3 separate regions of the Homo sapiens genome follow, and all the other regions are linked to region 1. A link is a loop called in an ENCODE intact Hi-C map of the cell type or tissue named here. Cell type or tissue: heart right ventricle. All regions are shown on one strand. Each heading gives the region's core, and the rest is flanking DNA. Links, peaks and the distances in the headings are about the cores only.

Region 1 (10,324 bases), core at 1,303-3,802:
CTTGACCTATGCTTTTCCAGTTTCCTAACAACAACAAAAACACCTTTTATTATTTCTACCTTTCTAGCACTTCCTCTCTCCAGGTGCTGGGTCCACAACCCAGTTCTGTTGCCAACATTGTCAAAATCCACGGTGTCAGGGAAGACCAGCCTGCAGGCATGATGAGCCTACATATGTGTGGGGTCTGTGCTATGGGGTTGGGGAGCAGGCAGGTGCTGAGAACCCGGGGACAGTAGGCTGAGCTGGGAGGAAAGGGGGCCGGACAGGGAAGTCCAAAGACAAGGAGCTGTGTTTACCCTTTCCACGTCCTCCACCACACCCCAGTTTCAGTTCCCAGGGGATCTATAGGGAGCATTGGTGCCCCTGAGTGAGGGGAGTCCCCAGAAGAGAGTCCGGCATAAAAAGAGGCCATTCAAACTCTAGAACAGCAGGAACAAAGGAGGCAGCCCACCTCAGGAATCTTAGGTCCACCAGGGCCACAGCTCTTCCAGACACAGCCTGCATTCCATGCACAGTGTCCTGTGGGGGAGCAGGCTAGTGAACAGTGCAGGTGCAGAGGAAGGGCCCGTAACCCAGGCCCTCCTGCCAGGTGTGACAGACAGCCGTTGTCTAGCCAGGATCCCTGAAGCAGAGCCCAGCCAGACCCCCTTTGACAGACCTGGACTGGGAGTGGGTGGATGAGAAAGAGCAGCAAGGGAATGGAGTGGGTGATGGGTGTGCTTTGGGGATAGTGGTGAGGCCACTGCTTTCAGACATGGTCCAAATGAGAGTCACGCCAGGCAAACTTCTATCATAAACATCTATTTCATTTGAGCCAGAAGTCTAGGCTTCAACTTGGGAACCCAGAGGGAGGGGCTGGAGATGGGGAGAGCACACAGTATGCTCCCCAGAGGGTTTAAGGAGCTCCCACAGTTGGGAGGGTTCAGTCCCTTATTTAGGTGTAGAGCTATGTCAGGAAACATGGGCTCTGCCCTCTCCTATCACAGCCCACACCTTTCGTACCCACCAGCATCAGAGCCAGCAGGGATATTCACACACCATCACATGTTCTCCCCATGATATTCTCTTTCTCCCTTCTATTCCCCTGATAGCTGCCATGGCAGCCCTGGGGAGACAAGTGCTCCTCTCTGTGGACCAGCTGTAGCAGTGGCCACCAGGCAGCCAGAAGTGACTAGAGCCAAACTCCAGGATGTAGTGGCACAGGCTTCCAGCATCACGGCAAACAGGCTTGCAGATAATCACCCACATGCATGGTGCCTCTCCCTCCCTACTCCCTCACCCTTGAATGGAGTAACTCATGAGCATTCCCAAATGAGCACTGGGAGGCTGGGTTTGCAAAGCCTGGTGAATGTAATGCATCCAGATTGGGGAGTCGCAGGAGGCTGGATGTGCAGGAGACAGCAGCCCCTTTGGTGGCCTCCCTGTCCTGCACAGGACCTTCCACCCTCCACCCAACAGGCCACTTTCAAGGACTGAACCATGCTAGAGGCTCAGAGCCAAGGCTCCCCAGACAAGGAGCTGGGAATGGGCCTGGGCAGGTAGATCCTCAGGGGTCCCCCAGATGGCTGTGGCCCTGGTCATGAAGGCTGTGAGTGATGTCTTCCCACAGGTCATCCAGACGGGCCTGCAGCTTGCTCAGAACCTTGCCACTGTCTGTTTGTTGAAACTCTGGGGCGAAGGCACTGTGGCCTGGTGGAGGTGGCGCCAGCTGCTGCTGGACCTCCTCAGTCTCCTGGTCGATGGCGCGAGTGAAGGCAGCTATCTGCAGGTAGGTGTCCTGGCGGAAAGCCTGAAGTCGCTGGCGCACCTCCTCGGAGAGCATCTGGGGGTCCGGGCCGGCCCCTTCCTCAGTCCCAGTGCCTGCAAAGGCTCTGCTGAGCTCTTCGCGCAGCTGGTCCAGGTTCTGCTGGATGCGTGCGTGCAGGGCCTTGGCCTTGAGCGTGAGCTTCCGGGAGAGCACCTGCACGCAGCGACTGAGGCGCGCGGGGCTGGCGGGGGCGTGCGGAGCCACACTGCGGTGCAGCTCCTGCACGTGGCGCCCGATGCCGCTCACCAGGCTCTCGGCGTATGGGTGGAAGAGCTCTTTGAAGCGGCCGGTGTGGTGCACCACGCGGCTCTGCAGTCCCTGCAGCAAAGCCCAAGCCTCGTCCACGCCCCCCAGCAACTGGGCCTTGGTGTCTTCCCCCACCACGCGCAACTGCTCCTGCAGCTCCTGCACGCGCAGGGCCACCTGCTCCATCAGATCCATCGTGTAGGGCTTCAGTTGCTGCCGCAAGCCCTCCAAATTCCAGCCCACCAGCTCGTGCGCCTCTGCCATGTAGGGCTGGAGGCGAGCCTTCACCTCCTCCAACTCCTCCTGCAGCTGCCGCCGCATGCCCACCGGGTCCTGTGGGAGCCGAGGAGCCTCGCTCCCACTCAGAGGCCTCAGCTTTTCCAGGAACTTGTTCATATTGTTGAGGTCTTGCTCAAGGCTGTCTTTCAGGGTCCTGGAGAAGGGGACAGATATCCAGGCCGTCAGACTGCTAGCCTCCATCATCTCCTTTGTCCCCAAGTCATCGCGCACTGATCCTCTGGGGGAACCAAGGACGCAGGGCGTTGGCCCCAGGGTCGAGGGCTCTTGTCCTAGCCCTGGCCAGTAACAACTCACGCACGAAGCACAAACACATTGCCCATACAAATCCAGACCTACAACACTCTCCAAAGAAACATAGATGCGCCACATCATCCTTTGATTCTGGGGACTGCAGCGGGCGTCCTCCCGATTGATCCCAGGTCCCGCGCCTCAGTGAGCAAGGGGGCAACAGCTACGGAGTTGTCAAGGCGGGGGCTGCAGGCAGAGGGCGCTAAAGAGCCCAGGATGGCCGGGATCTGCAGACAGAGCTAGCACCGCTCCTTTCCTCTGTCCCAGCAGCGGCCACAGAGGTTGAGGCAGCAGAGGCAGGTCATCATGGCATGGCCCAGCTGTCTCCTCCCTTCGCCTACACCCCTTCCCCTGGGCACTCACGCGGGCTCGCGAGCCATCTTCTGCTGATGGATCTGCTCCACCCTGCCTTTGTCCCCGCTGGTCTGGCTGAAGTAGTCCCAGAAGCCTTTCCGTGCCTGGGTGGCCGAAAACGCTGTGGAGAGGGACTAGGTAATCAGGGCCTGGGCTCTCCTCCCCCAGGGTGGACAGGGCCCTCTGGCCAGCCTCCACCCACACCCCCACGTTGAAGTCAGGGTCGGAGACCCACCTGAAAGAAGAGCCAGAGCCCAGGTGAGCACGGCAGCCATGCTTGCCATTACCTGCTCTGAGAAGACAGGTGGAGGGAGGCCTGGTTAGGGGAAGAAGGAGACGAAGGGACATGGCGCAGGGGACTTGCCCAGGGGGCCTCTGCAGGGGCAACTGCCCGAAATCCTGTTACCCCTTCCTTGGGCTGGGGAGCACAGAGCTGTTGGGGCTCAAGAGGACTGACCTAGGTGAGTCAAGGAGGCTAGGGTGTCTTCCTCAGACATGGGAAGAGGGCGTGCTCTTGCTACCTCAGTCACATAGCAGGGAGCGTGGTGCTCTAACCCCTTCGCAAAGGTCCCAGACCCCAGGAACAGTTCTCTAGGCCACTTCTACCACCTCTCCCCTGCCCACCTGTCTCCCTCCCTCCCATTTCATGGTGGAAAAACTGAGCCATAATGAGGGCGAAGAGGCAACTCTGCCAAAATGTTCCAAGAGGACGTCTTAGGGGCCACCCCAGGCTCTCCCCTGAGGCCACCTGCAATGCCCTCCCTTAGGACTGTGACCCCCATCCCTCTGCCCCAGCTGCTCACCTGCTCACGTCTGGGCACAGAGAGCAGACATTCTGCTTTATACTCCAGGGCCCTGAGCCTCTGGCACCAATTGCTCTGAGTAAATACCACGTGGAAGTTCAAAAGAAGTTGACCTCAGCTGCCTCCCAGCACTCACCTCCTGCCCTTTCCCTGGCACCCAGAGGGTTAATGAGTGCCCTGGTATCAGGGGCTGCCCCAGTAGAGAAGTGCTTCCCAGGAGCTTTACGGGGGATGGGGCTGAACTCCTCACCCAGTTTCTCCCAAACCCCATGACCTTTAACCTTCCCACTGACCTGCTGGCTGGCCCACCAACAGAGAAGAACCTGTTTGTCTGCCAAGGGCCCCTCTCTTACACAACTACCCAGAGTCACTGTGTCCCAGCCGGCAAGATGGACAGTGTTCACCTACCAGCCAGAACCCGAGCAGCCCCTGAAAGCTTCACTACAGGTTCCGCAGGCATCCTCAGCCAGCATTCATAGGGTTAAAGACCAACCACATCCCTCTTTATGAAACAATCCTGGAACAAGCAAGGGAAGCCAGGCAGGGTGAAGATGAGATGGCAAGAGGCATCTGGGCCAGGGACTCTGAGCCCCAGGAACTGGAGCGAAAGTGAGATTTGCCCCATGAGGAAAAGCTGAACTCCACTCGCAGGGCCTCTGAGGAGAGCAAGCCCAAATGCTCAGATCTTCTCTGATGACACACCCACTCCGTCTACAGTACTCATACACACGTTCACAAGCTCCCGATTCTTGGTCCTAAATGCATCTTGAATCAATCCCCTCTCCTCCATTTCCACTACCATCATTGCACCAGTTGTCTGTCACCTTGATTGCATTCATAGCCTCCAACAGGTCTTTCTACCACACTCCTGCCCATTTAATTCATCCTCCACTGTGGCTCATCCTGACTCATTTCCAGTCTCATCTGCTGCCACATAAAACCACGGCATTCCCTGAGCCTTTATACAGGCTTCCCTCTGCTTGAAATAGCCTATCCCCTGGTGAATATATATTCATTTTTTAGAGTTAGTTTGTATTAGTTAGAATTAGACTTGGCTGCAAGGGACATATATATGTGTGTATATATATACACACACACATGTATATTTTATATTCTTGCATACATATATGTATATATATGTGTGTGTGTATATATACACATATATATATACAAGATACTGCTCTTACCACTCATACTGACATCCCATTGGCCACAAGTTAGTCACATGGCTACACTTAGCTGATATATATGTGTATATATATATGCAAGAGAATAGCTTAAACAAAATGGAGTCTTATTTCCTTCTCATGTAAATGTAGGCCAGCTCGGGCTGCTTTTATCTTGTTGCACTATTATCATCAACAAGACGCTCATATCCAAGTTCCAGCTGCTTCACCTCCAGCTACCAAGTTCACCTCCCAGGGAACAGGAAGGAGGAAAAGGAGAAGGACATGTTCCTTCCTTTTAAAGACACATCCCAGATATTGCCATTACCACTTGTACTGACATCCCATTGGCCACAACTTAGTCACATGGCTACACTTAGCTGAAAAGGAGGCTGGGAAATATAGTTTTTATTTTGGATGGCTGTATGCCTAGCTGAAAAAGGACTCTATTACTCAGGAAGAAGAGAAGAAAGGATTTGAGGGAACAGTAGTAGCCCCTGCTACACAGCTCCAGTATCACTCTGAATGCCTTCTTCGGCCTTCACCTTTTTCTGCTCTGGAGATAAACTGATTCCACATTATTCACACAACACTGTATATTCCTGGATTATAGCACTTACTATCTAACTGCACAATAATTTGTTGATGAATCCGAGAGCTCTTTGAGTGCAGGGGCTTTTTCTTATTCATCTCTATATCCACTAGTATGTTTTGCACAGTGCCTACCTACTACATACAAAGTTAAGTGACTGAATTCAATCATTCATTTGATTTAGGAACTGAGGTTTGAGGAGATCAAGTGGCCTGTCCATCATCACGCAGTAAGAGTTGCAACCAGAATCAGAACCCAGGTGCTTGGCTCTGGTGGTTCAAGAGAGCAGACTATGACCAAGTCACAAAGGGGCTTGTGCAAGCAGTCACTGAAAGGTACATGATGGAGAGATCACTCAGGAGGGTGGCCAGAGAGAAGGCAGAGGAACTATTTAGGGATATTTTAATAATCCAAGTGAGAAATGAAGGCCTGAAGTATGGCATAGCAGTGATGGTTGATAGGTAAGTATATATTGAGGGCTACTAAGGCAGCAGAGTTGATAGCACTTGGTGACTGATTGGATGAGGAAGGTGAAGGAGAGGAAAAAATCCCAATGATTCCCAGGTTTCTGAGCAACTAGGGGGATGATATTTTCTTTCACCAAAAAAAATAAGCAGGTTGGGACAGGAAGTGAGAGCTCAGATTAACAGGAGTCCTAACTCGAACCTAAGCTGGGTTTCAGATAGGCATAGGGCAAGCCCAGTTGAGGTCTATTTGCTTAATGGCTAAGAAGCCTCCTAAGAGAAAATTCATTTGAAAGGAAAAAAAGCAACAGGAGCTACCATCCAGTCACAAAACCACAGTCATGAAAAGAGAAGAGAGACTCAGAGTATTTGGGAAGGGAACATTTCCAGGGGTTGAAAAAATGTGGGAGTGGAGAGCCACTGAAATTGACTTTGGGTGATTACTTGTACCCACAAGCTAGTGTGGCCTTGTGCCCAAAGGCTGTCCACTGGAGATGTTCTGGCAGTTGGATACATATGTCTCAAGCCCAGGAGAGAAGTCTCGGCTGGAGACTGAGTTTTGGGAGTCATCAGCAGATAGGAGCAGTGGAAGACTTGGGAGTAGATGAAATCTCTAGGGAGAGTACATGGCAGGAGAAAAGAAAAACGCTGAGGTCAGAAAACACCAGTATTGGCCGGGTACAGTGGCTCACGCCTGTAATCCCAACACTTTGGGAGACCGAAGCAGGCGGATCACTTGAAGCCAAGAGTTTGAGACCAGCCTGGCCAACACGGTAAAACCCTGTCTCTACTAAAAATACAAAAAAAATAGCCAGGTATGATGGCACACGCCTGTAATCCTAGCTACTTGGGAGGCCAAGGCTGGAGGAGTGCTTGAACCTGGGAGGTGGAGGTTGCAGTGAGCTGAGATAGGGCCACTGCACTCCAGCCCGGGTGACGGAGCGGGACTCCATTTCAAACAACAACAACAACAAAAGAAGCCTTTGGCAGAGAAAATTAACGCTTTCCAAAGATCCATGTGCTGTGCTGTACTTCCCAGACTCCTTTGCAATTAGATTGGGGCCATACAGTTAGTTCTGGCCAATGGGCTGTGAGCAGAACAAAATGGGTTACTTCTGTTTGAGGACAATGAAGAGTGGATGTGAGTTCTCCATATTTTTTCCTTCCTTCCCCTACAGTGGAAGCAAAGAACTCCAAGCTGGCACTATTACAAGAGGGAGAGGGTCTATATTCTGAGTTAGTGCTTGGAGCAGCACCTCCCACCTAAAAGAGGGGCAGAGAAGTAGAAGTATAATCAAAATAAAGAAGAATCACAGAAAGAAAATATATTAGTTAAATTATATATTTGGCTGCTCTGAGAGAGACCCAAAATAACAGTGGCTTACAAAAGCTGGAAATGTATGTTTTCTCCCATACAAAACTTCACGCTGGTATGGGAGCACTGCTCCACAAAGCTGTCCAGGGTCCTAAGTTCCTTCTGTCTGGAGGTTCTAATATCCCTATGTGTTTCCCTTGTCCACATGATCTAAGATAGCTTACCACCATGTCCACATCCAGCCACTGGAAAGGGGGCAGGGTGGAGGAGAGGAGAGTGTAGAATGTACTCTCCTTTCTTTCTTTTTTTTTTTGAGATGGAGTTTCGCTCTTCTTGCCCAGGCTAGAGTGCGATGGCACAATCTCGGCTCATCACAACCTCCACCTCCCAGGTTCAAGCGATTCTCCTGCCTCAGCCTCCTGAGTAGCTGGGATTACAGGCATGCGCCACAACGCCCAGCTAATTTTGTATTTTTAGTAGAGACGAGGTTTCTCCATGTTGGTCAGGCTAGTCTTGAACTCCCGGCCTCAGGTGATCCGCCCACCTCGGCCTCCCAAAGTGCTGGGATTACAGGCGTGAGCCACTGCACCCAGCCACTCTCCTTTCTTTTAAGGACAAAACCTAACTTCTTCTCCCATCTCACTGGTCAGAACTACTTGTAAGGAAGGTTAGGAAATGTCATCTTTGTTTTGAATGGGCCTGAGCTCAATGATCAGTTAAAAATCAGGGATTCTACCCTCATACATTGCTGGTGGGATTGTACAATGGTGCAATTTCTTTGGAAAACAGTTCGGCAGTTCATTAATGGTTAAACATGGAGGAGTTCTCCTATGACTCAGCAATTCTACTCCTAGGTATAAAACCAAGACACATGAAAATACACATCTGCACAAAAACTTGTGCATTAATGTTCATGGCAACATTATTCATAACAGTCAAGAAAATGGAAACAACCCAAATGTCCATCAATTGATGAATGGATAAACAAAATGTTACCTATCCATATAGTGGAATATTATTTGGCAATAAAAAGGGTTGAAGTACTGATACCTGCTACACCACAGATGAACCTGGAAAACATTATGCTAGGGGAAAAAAGCCAGTCACAAAAGACTACATGTTGTAAAATCTCATTTGTATAAAATGTCCAGAAAAGACAAATAGGTAGAGACAGAAAGTAGACTGGTGGCTGCCTAGGGCTATTGAGGGGAGGGGAGGTTGATTGGGGAGAAATAGTGAATAACTGCTAATGGGTGTGGGGTTTCTTTGTGGGATGATGAAAAAAGTTCTAAACTTAGTTTGTGGTGATAGTTGTACAAATCTGTGAATATACTAAAAACCATTCAATTGTAGTGAATGTTATGGTATGTGAATTATATCTCAATAAAGATATTTCTAAAATCAGGGATTTTATAACTGAGAAAGAAGGGAAGAATAAAGTTGCAGAGGAGACTTGCAGCCTCTGCCACACCAAGGACGAAAAGGTTTCAAGAGTGAAGAATTAATGGCTTCCCACCATGGCAGACTGAGCTGAGCTGAGGCTGTGTTTTCAATGCTTTTCTATCTCTACTCTTTTTTTTTTTTTTTTTTTTTTGAGACAGAGCCTTGCTCTGTCACCAGGCCATACAGTGGTGTGATCTCGGCTCACTGCAACTACCGCCTCCCGGGTTCAAGCGATTCTCTTCCCTCAGCCTCCCAAGTAGCTGGGAGTGCACACCACCACACCCAGCGAATTTTTGTATTTTTAATAGAGATGGAGTTTCACCATGTTGGCCAGGCTGATCTCAAACTCCTGACCCCAAGTGATCCGCCCACCTAGGCCTCCCAAAGTGCTGGGATTACAGGTGTGAGCCATCCCCCTGGCCTCTATCTCTACTCCTAAAAGAACCATTTCTGACCACTTAACACCCATTAGAATGTTATTTTAAAAAATAAAATAAAAGCCAAAAATAGCAAGTGTGGGTGAAGATGTGGAGAAGCTGGACCGCTTGTACGCTGCTGCTGGAAAGGTAAAATGGTGCAGCTATGGTGGAGAACAATACGGCAGTCCCTCAAAAAATTTAATCTAGAATTACCTTATGACCCAGCAATTCCACCTCTGGGCATATATCCAAAAGATAAAAGCAGGGACTGGAGCAGATATTTGTATGCTCGTGTTCCTAGTAGTATTATCCACAATAACCAGGGGGTGGAAACAACCCAAATGTCCATTGACAGATGAATGAATAAACAAAATGTGGTATATACAGACAACAAAATATCACTTAGCCTTAAATAATGACAATCGGGGGCCAGGCATAGTGGCTCACGCCTGTAATCCCAGCACTTTGGGAGGCCGAGACGGGCAGATCACTTGAGGCCGGAAGTGCAAGACCAGCCTGGCCAATATGGTAAAACCCCGTCTCTACTAAAAATACAAAAATTAGCCAGGTGTGGTGGTGCATGCCTGTCATTCCAGCTACTTGGGAGGCTGAGGCACGAGAATTGCTTGAACCTGGAAGGCAGAGGCTGCAGTGAACTGAGATTGTGCTACTGCCCTCCAGCCTGGGTGACAGAGCGAGACTGTGTCTCAAAAAAAAAAAAAAAGAAAAGAAAAGAAAAGGAAATCTGACACATGCTATAACGTGGATGACCCTTGAAGACATGATGCTAAGTGAAACAAGCCAGTCGTAGAACGACACATACTGTGATTCTGAGGTATCCAGAATAGTCAGATTTGTAGAGACAGAAAGTATAATTCTGGTTTCTAGGAGAAGTGAGGAAGGAGAAGGTATTGGTTAATAGGTACAAGTTTCTGTTTGGGAAGATTAAAAGTTTCTGGAGCTAGATAGTGGTGCACAACAGTGTAAATGTATTTAGTGCTACTGGGCTATATACTTAGCTACAATGTACAATAGCTACAATGGTAATTTTTATGTTATGTATATTTTGCCACAATTTAAAAAGGAATTTCTCATACTCTAATGGTTTTTTGCTGATAACCCAAACT
Region 2 (6,226 bases), core at 1,288-3,787, 440 kb after region 1:
TGTGTTGGCCTCCGTTGCCACTGGCTACCACAAAGATGCTCCCAAAGCCCTGGCGACCAGCAATCACCCCATGTTGTAAGGCAGCCTGAGGAGCCAAAACATCAGGGTGTCAGTTGAGGAACCCACAGAAAGACCTCCGCCTACCACATCAGTCACCCTCTCCACCCCTTCTAGAAACAAAGGGAAAAAAGTTCAAAGGGCACTGGGCATGGGGGAAAGATTGGAAGATGGACCCCGCATGTGAGGGAGCTGTGAGTTGACCCAGGATGTGGGGCAGCTGTGAGTTGAATGATGACTGATGGACACCCTCTGCTTATCAGAGGACAGGGTGGGGCCAGGCATGGGAGCTGAGGATAAGATGAAAGGGAAACAATCTCAAAGCACTGTTCCATTTCCCTCTCTAGGAACAAACGTCCCCTAGGCTTCCTGCCCCGACGTTAGGTGTTCTCTTCCTGAAAGGAGACTGAGCGTGGAGGTGGAGTGGGAAGATGGGTCAACTTGCAGCAGTTCTCCCGGGACTGTATGAAGAGGGCATCCCGTTTCTCAGAGTCTTTGTGCAGGCCAGTTACCTTTCCAAGCTGATGGGGGCCATCCACTGTCTTCCCATCGTCATCTGGTCCCCAGCTGTTGAGAAATAAATACCTAGAGGGGACAGCCAGAGCCAGGCTGCGGCTACCCACCCAGCGCCTCCCAGTCTCAGCTGGCTGCCCTTTGACCTGCAGCTCTTAACTCCTCCCAAGGGTTCCACTTAAAGGCTTCCGTGATTAAAAGGCACAGGGTTCAAAGGTCCATCCCCTCTCCAAAGTGGAAAACAGAAGTGTGCTAAGGCTCTTCTTTTCCTTGTGAATGTCCCCATAGCCCATAGTGGCAGAGAGGGACAGAGGTCACTCATCTCCTGATCTAGGGATCAGAGACATGTAGACCTTTTTTTTTTTTTTTTTTTCTCCTGAAACGGCGTCTTCCTCTGTTGCCCAGGCTGAAGTGCAATGGCGCGATTTTGGCTCACTGCCACCTCCACCTCCCAGGTTCAAGCGATTCTCCTGCCTCAGCCTCTGGAGTAGCTGGGATTACAGGTGCCCACCACCAAGCCTGGCTAATTTTTGTATTTTTAGTAGAGATGGGGTTTCACCATGTTGGTCAGGCAGGTCTTGAACTCCTGACCTCAAGCAATCCACATGCCTCAGCCTCCCAAAGTGCTGGGATTACAGGCGTGAGCCACCGCACCTGGCCCAACTCGTAGGGTAGAAGGCAGAGCGCCCATGAACTTCTGTGGAAGCTCTTGGTTCTCAGGTTGAGGAGTTCTCTATTCTGTCTCTATCGGGAAGTGTACCCTGTGGATGATGTCATGGATTTAAGGGAGGTATGTCGGGGGAGGAACAGGTGCCATCAATGCCATGTGGGCCCCCAACCCCATTTCCTTCTTGTCCAGTCCAGCACAGCCATGCCCTGAAGGTGCAGTGCATTGGCGTGGGGTGGGGGATTGGTGTTGGGCATTCAGCTGGCCTGTGGATGGAGAAGAAAGCCCGCTTTCTTGCAGAGGCCTTAGGAGTTTAGAAAACAAATAAATGTGCACAGGCCAGGGCTTCTCATGTGGCAATCTGATTACGGGGGTGACGGGGGCTTAAGGTTGAGTGCCCAGTGGCTGGGAATCTAGAGAAATGAAGGCAATGGACTTATTAGCTGAACCCAATGAGGAGACCCCTGCTCCGGCCTAAGTCAGCCCACTGGTTGGGATTTTGTTGGCGGATTTGTCCCAGGTGCTCCAGGCTCTTGCCCTCTCATCTGCAGCTCTGCCTCACCTGCAGCTGTAGATGTCATTGATCTGATAGTGCTTGTTGAACGCCACTGCCTCCATGCTGTCTGTGAGAGGTCCATCCAGTACCCGGATACCTAGGCAATGAAGGCCACAGCAGCTCCTCACTAATGCTGGTCTCCTAGCCGGGGAACTGGGAGGTGGGGAGCCATATGTGGGAGACTTATTTTTCCCTACATGCTCTTTGTACATTTTGCTTTTTTTTTTTTTTGAGATAAAGTCTTACTTGTCACCCAGACTGGAGTGCAGTGGCATGATCTCGGCTCACTGCAGCCTCCACCTCCTGGGTTCAAGCGATTGTCTTGCCTCAGCCTCGAAGTAGCTGGGACTACAGGCGCATGCCACCACACCCGGCTAATTTTTGTATTTTTAGTAGAGATGGGGTTTCACCATATTGGTCAGGCTGGTCTCGAACTCCTGACCTCAAGTGATCTGCCTGCCTTGGCCTCCCAAAGTGCTGGGATTACAGGTGTGATCCCCATAGCCCCCACGCCCAGCCCATTTTGCATTTTTACACCATGTATACGTATTACTTGTCCCCCCACCAAAAAAATATATATATAGAGAGAGACAAAGTCTGGCTCTGTCGCCCAGGCTGCAGTGCTGTGGCACTTTCAGAGAAGGGACTTGGACAGGGTTTCTGGCTCCTCCGGTCTCATTTATGGAGAGCTACTGCCCTCTGCTGGAGTATAAGAGGAATAGTCTGTTCAGTCTGTAGGTTCCCAAGCACATAAGGAGTTATGGTGAGGGCTTCCCCATTCATTCCCTTCACCTTTTGCCTTGATGGACAGACGTTGAGTGTGAAAGAACCACAGAACCACCTCCAGGGAGGAATAGGGCTGCTCAGCTCCCCCAAAAGGATGGAGAGCAGCCCGTGACCATCAGTGGGACTGGGAGCTGGGGAGCTGGGGAGCTGGGAAATGCAAAGGCTGCCACCATAGACGTATCGGATCATAGAGGAAAAACCGACAAGAAGGCACTTTGTAATTTATGGAACTATAAATAGAAAAACATGTTTGAAACACCACTGCACTGAAAAATCAATGAGCTGATATGTCCTACAGACACCTATTATAAACTCACCCTTGCTCTATGCTATGTGTGTCAGCTGGGCTATGGGATAAAGATGTTTCAGAGTAGGGAGGGGTGCAGGAAATGAAGACTGTGGTCACAGGAGCAGCCTACCAAGGCTAGGCTGGAGGCACAAGTTACCTGCGATGCGGCTCCCGTAGGCCACGCCCACGGCACAGAAGCTGTTGTTGGGCACAGCCGCGATCTCTCCTGCACATCGCGTGCCATGGTGGTTGCCATTCTCCACATCCGGGTGGGGCATGGGGTCAGGGTCATTAGAGTTGAGGTCATAGCTACCCTCAGGGCTCTGAAATATTTTGGAGGTGACATGTGGTCATTCACTGGTTAGAGGGGATCAGGTCCTGGGGTTCAGGGACAGAAAGGAAATGGGAGTTTGGGAATCGAAGCTAGGGCGATAAGCTCATTTCTCATCGTTTCTGTTTTTGAGATGGAGTCTCACTCTGTTGCCCAGGCTGGAGTGCAGTGCCACAATCTCAGCTCACTGCAACAACTGCCTCCCAGGTTCAAGCGATTCTTCTGCCTCAGCCTCCCGAGTGGCTGGGACTATAGGTGAGCGCCACCACACTTGGCTAATTTTTGTATTTTTAGTAGAGACGGGGTTTCACCATCTTGGCCAGGCTGGTCTCAAACTCCTGACCTCCTGATCCGCCCGCCTTGGCTTCCCAAAGTGCTGGGATTACAGGCGTGAGCCACCGCGCCCGGACCCAATAAGCCCATTTCTATCTGCAAACCACACTGGCTAAAAGATATGAGCAAAGGACACTGGGGCAAAACTGAGAAGTGCCACAGCTCCCAGCAAACTTCTCTTGCCCATTATGCGAATGTGCCTACAGCTCCACGGCTTGGGAAACCTGGAAAAAAGGCAGGTAGGGCTCCCTAGAGGCCACGCTTTAGAGAGAGGAAGGCACTCGGATTTCCAACAAGAGGGAAGTTGCCTGCAGGGGCCACTCCTTACTCCTCAGAAAAGGACTAGAACTGAGAGCAGGATTGTTCTTAGAGTTAGAGCCACCTGCTGTGCCTTGACTGGCTAGCTAGGGAAAAGAAGAGGATGAACCCCATCCCACCTCCCAGGCTCTTTTATTTGGCCCAAAGACCTCTAGAAAAGGGGACAAGACTGAGGCAACATCAAGAAGGAGGTAAGACGTGGGGAGTGAGGGGTGTCGTTCCAGGGCCACTCACATAGTTGGGTGCAATGTCCTGGATGGTGTGTTCCACTCCGTCATCCACTACCACCACCGTCACCCCTCGCCCAGTCACATTGCGTTCCCACACACCCGTCACGTTGATGTCCCTGCCCGGGCTCCGTCGGTTATTCTGTAAGAGAGACAGGATGGGAATACAGTGACACATAGCACAGCCCAGAGGGAGATGAAGTTATAGCTAGCAGCCCCTTTTCACCCTTGGCCTCCACCAAAGAGCCAGACAGATTGCAGACCAATAGGTCAGGTGGGAACAGAGTCAAGGAGGAGCAGGTGAGAGCTCTGCCACAGCCTTGGATTCTAGGAAAGTTTGTCATCAGTCATGGGGGATTCGGGATAAAATGGTAGCTAGGGTGAAGGGTTGGATGATACACTTCTTTTTTTTTTTTTTTTTTTGAGACGGAGTCTTGCTCTGTCACCCAGGCTGGAGTGTGGAGTGCAGTGGCAGGATCTCGGCTCACTGCAAGCTCCGCCTCCCGGATTCACGCCATTCTCCTGCCTCAGGCTTCCGAGTAGCTGCGACTACAGGCGCCTGCCACCACGCCTGGCTAATTTTTTGTATTTTTAGTAGAGACAGGGTTTCACTGTGTTAGCCAGGATGGTCTTGATCTCCTGACCTCGTGATCTGCCCATCTCGGCCTCCCAAAGTGCTGGGATTACAGGCGTGAGCCACCGCACCGGGCCAGATGATACACCTCTTATGCCAATGGTAGTATCGTATCACTTATGTCATAGTGTTTACCATGTGTCAGGCATGGTTCTAAGTGCTACACATGTATACATTCACTTACCCTAACCATAACTCTATGAGGTAGGCACTATTACAATCTCCACTTTACAGATGGAGAAGCTGAGGCACAGAGTTTAAGCAGCTTGCCCAAATGCACATGCTAGTAAGTGGCAGAGCTGGACCATGAGCCCAGGCAGCCTGGCTGCACCATCTGTGCCCTGAGCACTGTAGAACACCGGCCTCTAGAAGACAGTAGAAGGGAGGGAGAGCCTAGGGAAACACCACAGAACCGGGAAATGGTCCCTCAGGCAAAGGATGGAGGTGACTGAAGAGTGATATAGTCAAAAGCCCATTAAAGAACTGGACTGGAACCTACCCACCTGAAACTGCAAACTGCAGGACTGGACTCACCAGGTGCCATTGCTGCGGGTACTTGGGGTCGTTGAAGTGGACGCTGCGCTTGGCCCGCCTTAGCAGCCTCTGCTCTGAGTGCCAGCGCACAGCTTCATGCCCAGCCAACACAGCCTCCACCTGCTGCCGGATGGCCTCCACCTCCAGGGCCGGCCTGTGCCCAGCAGGCTGGACAAAGAGGTAGTGCCCCTGAAGCTCTCCGATGCGTCCAGCATTCACCAGCCCTGCTGCCTGGGCCAAGGCATCCGCCTGCTGCTCCAGAGTCTCTTCCTCCCCGTCACCTTCCAGGCTTTCCAGGTGCACAGCCCAGCTCGGCCCCCCTGTGCCCTGGCCATCAGGCCCACCTGTCCCTGCCAGGCCCATGACCCAGGGAACCAGTAAGAAGAGCCCGGCTAATTCCAGCCAGAGGCAGGTGGGCAGGCCCAGGGGGGCATCCAAGTGTGGCACTTTCTGCCTCCCCTTCGGCATCAGAGCAGTGGACTGCAGACAAAGAAAAAGGATATGGAAGAGATCAAAGAGCTGGTAACTGCAGGAATCTGAGAGGGAGATGCTGAGCCATCCATGTGTTCCCCCTGGAAGTCCCTAAGCCATGCCTTTTAAATTGTGAAACATTTGATCTTCTCTTTTTGTTCACATTTATCCCTGACCAACAGGGATAAGCCCCCAGGTGGAGTGTGGGCCAGCACTAACACCAGCGGATGGCCTCCCACAGCAAGACAGCCAATCCTCACGACACCAGCTAATCCAGCAGGAGGTCCAGTTGCTCACAGGCACTGCGAGCAACCCCTGTTGCCACCCACAGGGCTCAAAGCACACATCGCTTCCACAAACTACTGGCTGCATCGTGACTGTTCTTTAGCAGAGACAACCCCTTCACCCCTACATTTAGAGGGGACATAAATCTTTCCCTAGCTGACTCCTCAGTCCAGTTGTCCTCAAGGCTAATTCCCCATAACAGGGCCCCGTGCCCACCTGGATTCT
Region 3 (4,059 bases), core at 52-2,551, 430 kb after region 1:
GATACCCGAACTCTGGAGCAGGCTGGGCCAGGCCACTTGTCTACCTGCTGGTATCTCACCCGGGTGGCTGTGAAGACAATGATGTGCTGGACGTCACGCCACGTGAGGCAGGGCCGCACCTGCAGCATTAAGGCTATCATGCCAGCTGCCAGAGGCGCTGCAGCTGAGGTCCCTGTGTGGCCCTCAGTGCAGCCAGTGCCCTTCTGAAGGTCCCAGTCAGTGGTCACCTGGAAGTGAAACAGGAAAAGGAAGTAGGTTAGAGACTGAGTTCAAGCTGGGGACAGTGGTGTGCACCTATAGTCCCGGCTACCTGGGAGGCCCAGGCAGGAGGATTGCTTGAGCACAGGAGTTATGACTGTGCCACTGCACTCCAGCCTAGGTGGCTGAGTGAGAACCCATCTTTAAAAAATAAAAAAAGAATATTTTTTAAAAAAGAAGCTAGAGACTGAGTTCAAAGTTGTTATGGGGGAAAGGTACAGGGCTGGTCCTCAGAACAGGTCTCACAGGTGGACCCTTCCTTTGTTAGAGCTGAATCTTTGACCAGAGAAGGACCCAATAGCAGGGCAGGGCAAAGGAAACCCTAACCCTCCTGGCCTCCTAACAGAATATCTGGAGAACAGAGACAAAGATAATAAAAGTTACTTTTGAGGGTGTGGTTGTTGGCAAAAGGAGGCAGAGATAGGAAAGGGCTCCCATCCAGTGCAGATAAGGGTTTCCCAACTCTTTTCTTTTTTCTTATTTTTCCTTGTCGCCTAGGCTGGAGTGCAGTGGTAAGATCATAGCTCACCACAGCCTCGAACTCCTGGGTTCCAGCGATCCTCCTGCTTCAGCTTCCCATGTAGCTGGGACTACAGGCGTGTACCACTGCACCACACTAATATTCTTATTTTTTGTAGAGACAGCATCTCACTATGTTGCCCAGGCTGGTCTCGAACTCTTGGCCTCAAGCAATCTTCCTGCCTTGGCCTCCCAAAGTGTCGGGATTAACAGGCATGAGCCACCATGGGGGGGCCTCCCGATTTTTGCTCCTAATATTCTTGCTCCCATTCCTAAATTCTCTATCCCAACTCCCAACTCCAAACCCTTCAACCCCCACAACCAAGCTAGACAGAGGAAGTGGCCAGGGGAGCTACTGGGCCCAGCTGGAGCTGGGACAACACTGACGGCACTATTCAAGGAAATCCAATTTGGCAGCTCCGCGACAGGGGCTGGAATGATGTCGGCGTGAACACAGGGAGTGTGTTCCAGCAAGAGAGGACTGTGTCCTTGCCCACCCCCGAGCCCTGCATGGACTCAGTGTCTATAAGGCCCGCCTGCCCGGCTCTACAGCTCTCAACAGGACAAGCTGCCTCACTGCTCTGGGCCAGATGCCATGAAACCCCTTCTCTCTGTGTGGTTCTGAGGTGGGGAGCGAGAATGGGGCAAGGGGAGGCAGTGACTGCCTGGCATCGAGCTCTTTTGGGGCTGTCATCACCCCTGGAGACTCAGAGGGTTTAGCTGAGGCGGGCCCTGCCTAAATCTGCTCCACTCTATGGCACTTGGATCGTTGGCCCATGGTGTCAGTGCTAACACCGGAGAATTTCTTTCTTCCAAACTTCTCTTCTGGGTCAGATACCAGGGTGGCGACTTCTGCCAAGAGCTGCCCTTTCTCCACTGTACTCACTGCTTCCCTCCCAGCTGTTAGAGCAGCTGCCAAGAGATGTAATTTTCACCCAGCCATGGCGCACTCCCAGAAAAAAAAGGGAAAAGCACTCTCCAAGTGGTTGTCTCAATGAGAGTGGGAGCCTGGTTTATGCAAGGGAGCGGGTTGATTTTTTTTCCTGTTAAGGAAACAGCCTTGCAGTGATAGTCTGAAGTGTGGCTGTGAAGCCCACGAACTTGTCTATGGTGGCAGGAGCCACAGGCAGGCATTGAAAAGTCCAGAGAAGCTTTGCTTCCCCAGGGAGCCAAATGGTGGGAAGCATATGCCCCCAGCCTCTGCCCTCAGAAAGACAGCTCTACCCAGCTGCCCTGGTCATTGACTAGAAACTGGCAACAAGAAGTTTCCATAGCAAGGACATTCCAAAGATGGGAACTCTGCTAAACACACTCTCTCTTCATTTCTGGGCAAATTACAGTTCAGATGGAAGAGGGTGGTGAGGGTGAGAAGCTGAGGTGAGTTAAAATGAGAAAGGCCAGGTACAGCAGAGCAAGAGTGACAATTATGTTGTAGAACCTTCTTAGGTCCCTGGCCTGGGCAGGGCGAGCTGGGTTCCCTAGAGTTCTGCTAGAGGGTGGAGTTTGGTATGTTCCTGTTCTTCCTCCTAACCCAGCCTGGCCTGCAGTGGGTGCCCTCTGTGCACACAGCCCAGCCTCTCTTCCCTCTCTACTTTAGTCCACTCCCTTTTCTCTTCTCCCTGGGGCTGGGAGGAGGGGGTAGTAGGGGTCAACTGGCACAGAGCCTTGGAACATTGTGTTGACCAGAAGTCATTTATTGGCATAACAAAATTTTAGTTTTGGAAAATAAATTTGACCCAGCAGGAAGACAAAGCAGCCTAATTCCCAATGGCCCCAGAGAGATCTCCCGACTCAGCCACTGGAGAAATTTGATACCACCTGGCTCCAGCCCAGCTCCTGCCTAGAGCCTCCTATGCCCACACTATATGGTTGCGGGCAACAGGGACAGGCAGGGAGCTCTAGGAAGATGGTCTAGAGGCCTGCCTTAAACCTGCTGGGATGGCGCTAAGCCCAGCTGGGTGTAGGCGATCGTCTTCAAATTCTTTAAATGGGTTCCACAGGTTAGAGAAGCTCCATGACCCTGCTCGAATTTCATTTGCTATGGCTCCAATTATAGCTCCAGAGAAAGAGCTCTCTCTGGTGTTGACATGAGACATTCCCCCACTCCTCTTCCCACTCATCCCATAAAAACGACAACCAGACTAGCTTTCCTCCTGAAGATGCACATGACCAGAACTCACAGTATTTACCTAAGAGCTGAAGGGCAATGGAATTAGGAGTTTTTTTTAAGTCCACAGAAATTAGCAAAAGCCCAAATTTTACCAAAGGAAGACACTGCAAAGAAGTTGTTTGTGCATTTCCTTGAGTGTGAAAAAGTTGTTTAATCCATGTGACACTTAGTTTCTTTTTTTTTTTTGAGAAGGAGTCTTGTTCTGTCACCCAGGCTGGAGTACAGTGGTGCAATCTTGGCTCACTGTAACCTCCGCCTCCTTGTTTCAAGCGATTCTCCTGCCTCAGCCTCCCAAGTAGCTGGGATTACAGATGCCCGCCACCACACCAGGCTAATTTTTGTATTTTTAGTAGAGACAGGGTTTCACCATGTTGGCCAGGCTGGTCTTGAACTCCTGACCTCAAGTGATCCATCCGCCTTGGCCTCCCAAAGTGCTGGGATTACAGGAGTGAGCCACCATGTTTGGCCCCATGTGACACTTAGTTTCTAAAAATATGTATATTCGTCCTAAATCCAAATTTCTAAGATAAAAGCATTCCCAAGATGTATTCAGAGTCCCCGAGTCTACTACTCCAAGGGTGGCATGCCTTAAGACATCCAGCTCTGTGGGGGAAGAGGAGCCTGAGTGTTGGGGCGGGGAAGCAGGGAACAGTGAGAAGCGCTGTGATGTCTGAGACGTGAAGTCTTGTGGGAAAGGGGCAGGCCGTGGAGGGCCCGGGAGGCACTCACAATGCTCCGAAGCATCTTGTCCCCACCACTGAAGGTGACTGCCAGCATGGAGGCACATTCTTCTGCATAGAAAGGCATGCGTCCCTCCTCATCCACAGCTCCTAGGGACAGAGGAGGGAGATTAGAGCTGAGATGCAGAGGGGGTCCTGTGGCAGGGGCTTGCTAATGTCAGTTATCTTGGAGTTACCATCCTGGGGGGCTGTCCTGAGTTTGAAACATGATCTGAGCGGCCCACGTCCCTCAGAGCAGTCCTGATCCTCTTCTGAACAGGCAGTCTCAAGTGGCAGAGGGCATTCTGTGCCGCAATACCATTCTTTCAGTAGGCTCTGGGGTACAACTGGCAGCCTTCTACCTTCATACCCACTTATTCATTCACATGCTTA

What was found. A loop is a pair of places that touch in the nucleus more often than their neighbours do. Peaks named below come from ENCODE experiments on the same cell type or tissue, not always from the same donor. Only the 100,000 strongest peaks of a DNase experiment are listed, where the experiment ranks them.
Region 2: it touches region 1 in a loop (9-fold over the local background); 72 of 110 quality-filtered maps call a loop at or near these places.
Region 3: a loop joins it to region 1, with 4 times the contacts of the local background. A loop is called at or near these places in 58 of 110 quality-filtered maps.

What each region holds. Positions count from the first base shown.
Region 1 is chr11:116,788,582-116,798,905 of GRCh38, forward strand. APOA5 (apolipoprotein A5) reads right to left here and starts at 3,298. Exons shown (of 3, transcript NM_001371904.1): 1 at 3,231-3,298; 2 at 3,005-3,116; 3 at 786-2,486. The coding sequence starts at 3,279. The coding sequence ends at 1,547. In heart right ventricle, for the core only: CTCF peaks have their summits at 2,828 and 3,035; a DNase peak (open chromatin) is centred at 2,840; H3K4me3 peaks cover 641 bases.
Region 2 is chr11:117,224,132-117,230,357 of GRCh38, forward strand. It overlaps PCSK7 (proprotein convertase subtilisin/kexin type 7), which reads right to left. Exons shown (of 17, transcript NM_004716.4): 2 at 6,218-6,226; 3 at 5,246-5,725; 4 at 4,085-4,219; 5 at 3,026-3,191; 6 at 1,800-1,890; 7 at 570-624; 8 at 1-85. The coding sequence starts at 5,713. Among named protein-coding and RNA genes, the nearest start is that of PCSK7, 4.8 kb to the right of the region's middle. In heart right ventricle, for the core only: a CTCF peak has its summit at 2,492 (motif pointing left); a DNase peak (open chromatin) is centred at 2,440.
Region 3 is chr11:117,219,532-117,223,590 of GRCh38, forward strand. PCSK7 (proprotein convertase subtilisin/kexin type 7) reads right to left here. Exons shown (of 17, transcript NM_004716.4): 9 at 3,677-3,777; 10 at 60-227. Among named protein-coding and RNA genes, the nearest start is that of PCSK7, 11 kb to the right of the region's middle. RefSeq lists an enhancer at 1-131. In heart right ventricle, for the core only: no CTCF peak of the experiment used is centred there; DNase peaks (open chromatin) are centred at 1,230, 1,620 and 2,490; H3K4me3 peaks cover 997 bases; H3K27ac peaks cover 2,500 bases.